2 separate regions of the Homo sapiens genome follow, and region 1 is linked to region 2. A link is a loop called in an ENCODE intact Hi-C map of the cell type or tissue named here. Cell type or tissue: IMR-90. All regions are shown on one strand.

Region 1 (5,000 bases), 220 kb after region 2:
AGGGATGGGTCTAGATGCTCCAATTCACCCCAAAACCCTGGATCCAGAGAATGAAGGAGGGCTGTTGTATTTTGTTCTGCTTCCTCTCACTCCTCTTACTATAGTAAATGACAAGAATTTATCTACCTGAGTTCTCAAGACTGAAGTTAACAGGCTCACAGCAAGCAAAATGAGTATCTTCCATCAATAAGAGAATGAACAGACCTTTGACAAGGTCAATGTGCCACAAATTTTCTGAGCCAACTTTGTTCTCAGGAAATGGAGACATATAAAACTGTCTGTGTTTTACAAGAATATTCTGGGTGAAGGGAATTCAAATATGGTTAAAGACAGAGAAATCTCAACCAAAGGTACAGGCAGGCTACAAATTTGGCCACACTAGAGACCTCCTGAGAGCAAGAGAATTAAGTGTACTGAACATCCTTCCATATAGAAGTTTTCTGAAATGGATTCAGACTGCAGAAATTAAATCTATGCCAAATATTTGTTGGAAAAGTAGAGAGTGAAATGCAGGAGGAGCAAGTGTTTCACTGCTAAGAGGGGATTTCATAACTCTACCTAGAATTAGACATCAAATTACCCCTTTTCCCCATCTCTGTAAGGGACCAAACTGGTTTGTGAACACTGTCACTCCAGCTCGCTTTTTTTTTTTTTTTTTTTTTTTGAGACGGAGTCTTGCTCTGTCGCCAGGCTGGAGTGCAGTGGTGCAATCTCAGCTCACCGCAACCTCTGCCTCCCGGGTTCAAGCAATTCTCCTGCCTCAGCCTCCTGAGTAGCTAGGACTACAAGGTGCATGCCAACACGCCCAGCTAATTTTTGTATTTTTAGTAGAGACAGGATTTCACCATACTATCATCTAAATGACTAGACTACAATGCCCATCTTTCCCTCTGGTCCCTACAATAAGTCCCACAGTGAATGATAAAATAACATACAGGATCCATCTCGAAATAGACCAGCTCTCCTCCTGTCAGGGCAATCACCACTTGTCGCTGGTTCACTGCACACTTCACAATTGTTTTCTTTCCAGGGGTCTTCCACTCATTGACTCTCTTGTCTGCTCGTATGTGCCGAATGCCATCTGGATAGACCTAGAGTCAGTAACAGAAAGAAACCTGACTTTAACAATTTGATTCATCACTCAGAATGACCCTCACATCTATCAGATCTGTCACTAAAATCAGACCTGGGGCCACTGCATTTGAGGCACCAGTTGAATCAAAGACAAAAGAGTTAGTAGGCCTCAGGCAAGGTCAACTTTTAAATAGTTCATGTTTTGCAGTGTCCACTTCAAAGAAGTTCAAAGCTTATTAACAAAACACTTATAAAGATCTTTATTAGAGATGAAAGCTGCAGTGATGTGGCTCTGTAACAGAAAAATGGCAAATACAGAGAGGGATATTATGTGCCCAAATCATATGTTCCCTACCCCTAAGGCTTGCTGGAAGGTGAGGGTGAAGAGACATGAACACAGCAGCCTGCATCACAATGAAGGCCAAGAAAGAACAAAGCAGGCCAAGTAGGTAAGCTCTGAGAACCCTCACCTGCACCAAGGCATCATCTCCTAATAAGGAGCAGGACAAGGTCGGGGTGGTCCCCAGGAACCCAGAGTCAGTCACTTCTTCTACAGTTTCTCCAATGGACAACACTAGGGTGGCATTCACGAAAGACACAATGATGTAGGCATCAAACTCATCTGAAAAAGAAAAGAAGGGAGTTGGTTAGATAAGAACTCATTAGAATTACAAAGCCAAATGAAACACTAAGAGTTCTCTTCAGAAACCTTCCAAGGCAGTTCTTCTATGTGTAGTTATTACACACATACACACATACACATGCACACAGAGCAAAATGATCCAGAAGAAAACTAGGGGTCAGAAGAGCCTACAGATATACTCTGCTTCCTCAATATTTTCTTGAGACATCTGCTAAAGAAGTGAGAGGACAAAGCAAGAGAATCGGAGACATGAGGACATTTTAAATACTACAATATTGATACATGAACATACTGAGCTAGAGCTTCATTTATTTGTGCCAGTTGTCAATCACACAACCCCTTCCTAAGAAGAGATACTCCTTCTAACTAGGAAAGACCCCTAACTTCTTCCAAAAGCAGCTTATGTAGAAATGAACACAAGCTCTAATGAATAAAATAGAGATTACTTAAGCCTCTGTGAGACTAACTCATTCTAGGGTTGGAAGCTGAGAATCCTAGTCCCAATGGGAATGATGTAAGAAAACTAGATAACCAGGAAATGGAGGGTGGGGGTTGTTTATATTGTTATTCTGTGACCTCTCTGGTTTTTCACTATTTAGAAACAGAACAATCCTGTGGTCATGAGCAATCCTATTAGAATTTGCTTTTTCTAATTAAATGTAGTTGAATAAACACTAATGAGTTTCTCAAGGAAGTCAGAGGACTTGAGGTATACCAGAAACCCTCAGTTTCTTCTACAGATCCCATAAAGGCCATCTATTTTCCATGTATCTCACCCTACAACATACAACAGCTTCTGCAAGTGTCCCCATCCAGTACGTTTGGCGTAAAGCTTGATAAATGTTGACTAAAGGCATGCTAATTTTTTAAAAGAGTTGAGATTTTCCTAGTTTACATTTGAATTTTTGTTTTAACACCCCCTTAACCAGAAATCAGGTTAAAAAAAAAGGACAGAACAAGACAAGGCACCACACAATGTAGTGGCTGACTCACTCCTAGCAGTAGCAGCTATAGGACCCGTCTGCCTAAGCACTTGTCAAGAGCTCAATGCCACAGGGCTGGTCCACCCACCCACCCACATGAAGGGCATACTTTTGGTTCTGATGACTTCAAATGAGGTTCAGCTAGATTAAGGTTACTAGATCAGTTCTGCAGAATCAGCATTCTTTACAGAAGCAGGGGTCAAATGAAGATGTATCATTCGACCAGGCATGATGGCTCATGCCTGTAATCCCAGCACTTTGGGAGGCCAAGGTGGGTAGATCACCTGAGATCAGGAGTTAGAAACCAGCCTGACCAACAGGGTGAAACCCCATCTCTACTAAAAAATAAATAAAATAAAATACAAAAATTAGCTGGGTGTGGTGGTGGGCGCCTGTAATTCCAACTACTCGGGAGGCTGAGCAGAATTGCCTGAACCCGGGAGGCGGAGGCCGCAGTGAGCCGAGATCGCCCCACTGCACTCCAATCTGGGTGACAGAATGAGACTGTCTCAAAACAAACAAAAAAGATGTATCATTGGCATGGCCTACAGTAGTGTTCTGCCCTATTAGCAGGACGTAAAATCAATTTAATGTGTTGCACAATAGGCACTTCATAACAGAAATAAATGTAATTTATGAAGTTGCTTCATATATAGTAGGATAATTACTGTTTTGTGAAACTTTTGTTTCAGTTAATATTGCATATATATGTACCTACTGTGGTGGCTGAAAAACAAGGATTAAAGATCTTTCCCAATGGGCATGCTCTAATGGTTAGACCAGGAATCCACAGAGTAAAGGTTCAATTTCCAAATCATAAGGAATAATACAGGACAAGAAGCTAGATACTTGGTTTTTGGTTATTTTGCTAGAACTGTCAACATATATCAAATGCTTTGGGAACGTCTTATAAGATGGCTTTGTAAGACTAAGCACTACTCACTATCATAAAACAAGTAAGGACATGGTTATCTCTGAAATGGATGTCTCAGTAGCTTTCAACAAAACCAAAATCCATCTCTACATAACACCAAGTTTGGAACCTTTACTCCAGTTCTCAGTTTTTGTACTGGAAATTTTTGTTGTGTAAAAATAACAGTTGTTTAATTTTAATATTATATGAATACAGTATCATTTCCCATGTTCTCATTACTGAAACCTAATAACCCTAAAAGCTGTGTCAAAGCAAATTAAAGCCAAACAACAAAAGGCTGTAACTGGCCAGGATTTCTGGTCTCAGATCTTCACCAAGGGGAAAAGGTGACCTTCCAAAAGACAGACCACACAACTTTTGACTTTCATGGGAGAGAATGGGGCAAAGAAGGGAGGAGGGGTGCCTTTCCTTCGACCAAGACTTCAGACTACTCAAACATAAGAGAATAAATGCTCAGTGAACTTAAATAGGGTCATACTTTTGCTAGACAATTCAACAAGTGGGAGAGCCAACGACATCTCAAAGCTGCTTTACATCACAGACTTCCTCAAAATAAACACTGCCCTGTGAATACCAAGCACATTGTAACTTCTACCCCTTCCTTCTACAGTGAAGAGGACTTGCAGCAGGTTAATTCTTATGTACTAGAGTGACTGCAGATTAAAAGTTGGAGTCCAAGCTGGGCACGGTGGTTCAAGCACTTTGGGAGGCTGGGGAGGGAGGATCATTTGAGTTCAGGAGCTCAAGACCAGCCTGGGCAACATAACAAGACCCCAATTCTATAAAAAATTTATTAGTTTTTTTTTGGAGAGAGTTTCGCTCTGGTTGCCCAGGCTGGAGTACAATGGCGCAATCTCAGCTCACTGCAACCTCCGCCTCCCAGGTTCAAGCGATTCTCCTGCCTCAGCCTCTCTAGTAGCTAGGATTACAGGCATGTGCCACCACACCCAGCTAATTTTACATTTTTAGTAGAGACAGGGTTTCTCCATATTGGTCAGGCTGGTCTCAAATTCCCAACCTCAGGTGATCCATCCACCTCAGCCTCCCAAAGTGTTGGCGTGAGCCACCGCGCCCAGCCCAAAACACTATTTTAAAAAAAACGCTGGAGTTCAGAACAAAGCCAAGCTTTAGTCAAGGTAAATGACTAGGAACTGTACCATCCACACTGCATTCTAAGGAATTCAAGTCTCATGTTAAAAAACAATAGTTCATACCTCAATGAAGAATCCATAAGGGTATGAGACTGTATCTTTAGGTCACAGTTCAACAGGGCTCCCATCTGTCTGAACACTGCTAAGGACCCCAGAGGAGGGAATGCTTTTTTCTTCTACTTGCCTTGCCTTAGGATTTAAGGCTCAACCAGCAG
Region 2 (5,000 bases):
GAACAAAAGGCCAGGAATGGAAAAACTCGTGATGTTCAAATTAGGGTAATCATTTAGTTAATGGTAGTGTATCGAAGTTAACCTTCTGGGTTTGATCATTGAACTATGGAGCCGGGCATGGTGGCTCACGCCTGTAATCCCAGCACTTTGGGAGGCTGAGGTGGGTGGATCACTTGAGCCCAGGAGTTTGTAACCAGCCTGGGTAACACGACAAAACCCCATCTCTACTGAAAATACAAAAAAAAAAAAAATTATCCGGGCTTAATGGTACGTGCCTATAGTCCCAGCTACCCTGGAAGCTGAGGTGGGCTCAATCTCTTGAGTGCAGGAGGCGAAGATTGCAGTGAGCCAAGGTTGTGCCACTACACTCCAGCCTGGGCAACAGAGCCAAGACTCTATCTCAAAAAAAAATAATAATAATAATAATTGAACTATGGGTATGTACAATGTTAGCATTAGGGGCAGCTGGCTAAAGGGTATAAAAAGAATTCTTTACTCTTTTTGCAACTTTTCTGTACATCTAAAATTATTTCACAACTACAAAAAATTAGTATCAGGAGTCTGGAATTTTTTCCTATAGCACCTCCCACCCCAAGCACTGCAGGACTGCCAGCCCCCTCTTCCCTCCTCAGTGCAGTGAGAGCTGTGGCCAGTGCCTAGACGGGGACTGAAGGCGGAACAGGATCCTACCAGCAGCTTTCCAGATCTAGAACATCTTGGCTCTTTAGGAAACTTGATTAGATGCCAAAAGAAAAAGGTTGGAATTTAAAGGTTATTCCTTAACTGAGAAAAATAAGTAGTCGATGCCAGGTAGATGCTTTTCTACCCTGGGTTATATGATGGTAAGTTAAATACTAAGACAGGTATTGAGTTGGCCACTTGGAGGAAGACTCGGGCACAGACACAGTGCAGTCACAGTCCTTTCCCCAAAGTCATTTTTTAAGCCCTTTATTGAGATAGAATTCATGTACCACACAATTCACCCAACATCAAGTGTACAATTCAGTGACTTTGTAGATTCACAGGGTTATGTAACCATCACCACAATCAATTTTAGAATATTTTCCGTGCCCTTGAAAGAATCCATTAGCCATTATACCCTATTCCCCCGTCTCCTCCAGTCCTAGGCAACCTCCAGTCCATTTTCCGTCTCCATAGGTTTGCCTGTTCTAAACACTTTCGAGAAAGGGATACAATATGTAGTCTTTTATGACTGGCTTCTTTCACTTAACACAATGTTTTTAAAGTTCATTTTTATGGCGTGCATCAGTACTTCATCCCTTTTTATTGCCAAATAATAGTCCATTGTATGGCTATACCACACCTCATTTATCCATTCATCTGTTGATAGATATTTGGGTTGCTTCTGCTTTTTGGCTATTGTAGATAATGCTGATGTGAACATGATTGATATACAAGGTTTCATGTGGCCATAAGTTTTCATTTCTCTTTGGCATATACCTAGGAGTGGAGCTGCTGAGTCATGTGGTGACTATGTTTAGCCTTTGGAGGAATGGCCAGACTGTTCTCCAAAGCAGCTTGCACCATTTTACATTCCCACCAGCAATGTACGAGGGTTCCAGTTTCTCCACATTCTCATCAACACTTGCTATTATTTGTCTTTTATTTTAGCCATCCTGATGGGTGTACAGTAGTATCTTGTGGTTTGGATTTGCATTTTCCTGATAGCTAAGGATGCTGGGTATTATCTGTCATTTTAAACATCCATTCCCCTCAGGCCAGTGATCCCTTCTGAGATTTGACAGATGTGTTTAGCACTGGTGTCCCCTCCTTGTGAGATCACTGTGACTACAGACTTACAAGCTTGGGGACTATCGAGAATGACTGGGCGTTGGTTGGGTCCTCAGGGCTCCAGAGCCATGGTCCTTTTGAAGAGCCTGAATCAAGGTATGGGGCTCTGGAGAGTTCTGTGTGTGCTTGTCACAGGGGTCTTGTTTATTCAAGAGAGCCAACAGCCTTTCATGACCCCTTGTTCCTCTTCCTCTCCCAGGAGGTCCAGATGGTTCCTGTGACTCCAGCTTCAGTAGCGGCATCAGTGTCTTCACTGCAGCCAGGTAAGTGGCTTGTTTCAGCCAGAAGGTTTGTGGAAAGCGAGCGGCCTAGATCTTTCCTGGATGCGGGAGACTACAGCAATGACCCAAGGCAAATTCTACTCGCGGCTGCTGCTTTTGGGACACCCTCGTACACAAAAGAGTTAATTGATGAAGGAATCTGAAGGACACTGAGCAAGCCCACCCCACCCAGGCTTGATGGATAGATAGGGCGGATTAGAAGCCACTGGGGGCCAGACATGGTGGCTTATGCCTCTAATCCCAGCACTTGGGGAGGCCAAGGCAGGCACATCGCTTGAGCTCAGGAGTTTAAGACCAGTCTGGGCAACATGGCGAGACCCTGTTTTTACTGAAAATACAAAAAATTATCTGGGCCTGGTGGCGTGTGCCTGTAGTCCCAGCTACTTGGGGAGGCTGAGGTGGGAGGATCACTTGAGCCAGAGGTTGAAGTGAGCTGAGATCACACCACTGCACTCTAGCCTGGATAACAGAGTGAGACCATGTCTTAAAAAAAAAAAAAAGGAATGAAAGAAAATGGATTGTTCTTACTTATTTTTAAATATTAAAAAAAAATTAAGCTATTGGAGGTCAGTAAACGCAAGTTATAATAATAAAAGTACAGCTAATACATGGTGACTGCAGTGAGACACAGTTGCCTTGACTCATCGCTGTCTGTTTGTCCAGGATGATGGGGGGCCAACAAGACCCACAAGGGGAAGTCTGTTCAAGGACAGCCTGAGCATGGGCAGTCATTAATCATGTCCAAGATTAAGGATAAATCACCGGCCCCAGGAGCTGTTGTCTCCTGTGCGCCCAGGTCAGCTGTAATGGCGCAGTCTTCCACATGGGGGCAGTGCAGACCAGGCAGCAAAATAATTCTCTTCCTTGGGGCTCCCTCCATACTCCCTGCAAGGTGAAGGGACTCCCCGCGGAAGGTACTGTAACGGTTCTGCCCTGGTCTGAGTCCCCTGGACTTGCCCCATGTCACTTTTTCTTTGGGTGACCTTGGCATCTCTGGGGCTAGAGTGGATGGTGGGTCTCATACAGGGGTTTCTTTCCCCTGAACTTGACAGTGAACCTGGGCCCTGGGAGAGCCAATCACTCATGAAGAGAAAGTGTGCACTCTACCCCAAGAGGCTCTTCCCCCCAGACCCCTAGCTAGGGTTCTTCCCTCATCGATGTCATTTGTGAACTTATCCTCATCCCTCAGCACCCTGAGCATGTTTTCCAAGCACGCAGGTGCAGCCGTTTATGAAATGTACCACTAGGAGTCCCCTACGTTGATGGAGGAGATCAGCGAATGTTGCCATTCTCTCCTTTTCACATAGCTGCCACGCGTTCCAGTGCACCTGCCTGTGCTCACCCCTGTAGGCTCCAAGATAAGAGCTGGCCCCTGAATGTGTCCCTGACCTTCATTCATTTACTCCAGTGGTGAGGCAGAGAAGTAGCCAGGAAGTTACTGGAAAGAGGAGTGATTGATGTGAGGGGTGAAGTTACCAGAAAGGGAGGGCCATGGTGCCTGAGCCCAGGCAATGAGAAGACTGGCTGGGAATAACAGCTAATGCCAGTCAACATAGCCAGGCTTCCAGGGCCCCAGCGCAGTGCTAAACCTTTACGTCGGATCCTTCAGCTTTGTCTGAGTCTCGTGGGGTCAGTAGTATTACTTTCATGGCAGGGACGAGAAGGGAGGAAGAACGGGGCTGCTCTGTGGACAGTGGATCTAGGAGGGGCCCGGTGGATGCAGACCCGCTAGGGAGCTGTCACCGTTGTCCCCATCAGAGGGGATGGGGGCTCAGGCTGGGGAGGAGCAGCATGTGGAGAAAGTTGGGTGGGTTTGAGCTCTGTGTTGAGAACCACAGGACTCACTGATGGGTGGGATGGGGTAGGCAGGAGAGAGGTGAGGGAAAGACTGCCTTCTAGAAATTTGGTGTGAGCCAGACCCCCGCTATCCTAGTGTCATTTGCACACCAGGGCTGGAAGGAGGAGCAGGTGTGGGTGGGGTGGTCAAGAGCTCGTTCCAGGTGGCTCTGAGCATCCCAGGAGAAAGGGGGAGGCAGACTCAGGTACTGGGTCCTGGAACTCGGGGAACGGTCTGGACAGACATGCGAGGACTTGTGTATCCTGCAGAGGGCTTAGCTTTTGCGCTGGAGGCTGTGGAGACAGTGTCACAAGTGGGAATGGCAGGATCTGATCTGGGATTTAAAAGCCTCCCTCTGGCAGCCAAAAGCCTGTTGTAGACTTGTCTCTGTAATCTGGGCTATGGGGATTGAGGGGGAGGTCGGGGAGGTCTAGGAGAAGGCAGAGGTAGGCTTAAGCCATGGGCTGCAGAGGGGCACCGCTGTCCGCTGCCTCGCTGGGGAGACTGTGCTACTGTCGGCTGGGATGAGCCTACAGGAGCCCTCAGTTCTTGTGCCAAGGCCAGGAAGTGCTAGACTGGACGAGGGTTTTGGTTTATACTTGTCATTCAGGAGCCAATGCCAAATCCTACCTAAAATCCAAACCATCCTACCTAAAAAACCAAACAAGAACAAATGATCTAGTGCTTCCTGACTTTTGGTGACAGAGATCCCCACGTGGCAGCTGCACAGTCAGTGTCACCAGCTGTGCTCAAGAGCTGGGCACCTTCAGAGTTGTAAAACCAGAGCCAACATGCCCGGGCTCCAGCCCACCACCTTCTTCCCACAGCGGGTATTGACACAGTGAGACTGAGCTTGGACACGGGTGGGATCGTGCAGAGTTGCCAGGTAGCCAGACCCACCCTGTGATTCTTCAGCTGCGCCGCTTGCCCAAGGCACCACGTGAGGCCACCAGTTTCACTCAGTTCAGGTCTGCCCAGGGTGGTGGCCAGACTGGAGACTCCTCCCACGGCAGAAAGGCATTCCCACCTGGCTGGAAACTGCCATGGTGGTGGCAGTCCTGTGCCTCTGA

Evidence for each region. Peaks named below come from ENCODE experiments on the same cell type or tissue, not always from the same donor. Only the 100,000 strongest peaks of a DNase experiment are listed, where the experiment ranks them.
Region 1: it touches region 2 in a loop (5-fold over the local background); 8 of 110 quality-filtered maps call a loop at or near these places.

What each region holds. Positions count from the first base shown.
Region 1 is chr16:70,551,142-70,556,141 of GRCh38, reverse strand. It overlaps SF3B3 (splicing factor 3b subunit 3), which reads right to left. Exons shown (of 26, transcript NM_012426.5): 12 at 1,545-1,696; 13 at 936-1,091. Among named protein-coding and RNA genes, the nearest start is that of SNORD111, 16 kb to the right of the region's middle. In IMR-90, no CTCF peak of the experiment used is centred here; DNase peaks (open chromatin) are centred at 2,301 and 2,731; H3K27ac peaks cover 2,437 bases.
Region 2 is chr16:70,769,184-70,774,183 of GRCh38, reverse strand. VAC14 (VAC14 component of PIKFYVE complex) reads left to right here. Exons shown (of 19, transcript NM_018052.5): 10 at 2,012-2,075. VAC14-AS1 (VAC14 antisense RNA 1) reads right to left here. Exons shown (of 6, transcript NR_034083.3): 6 at 933-2,576. Among named protein-coding and RNA genes, the nearest start is that of TRG-GCC3-1, 6.6 kb to the left of the region's middle. In IMR-90, a CTCF peak has its summit at 2,914 (motif pointing right); no DNase peak of the experiment used is centred here.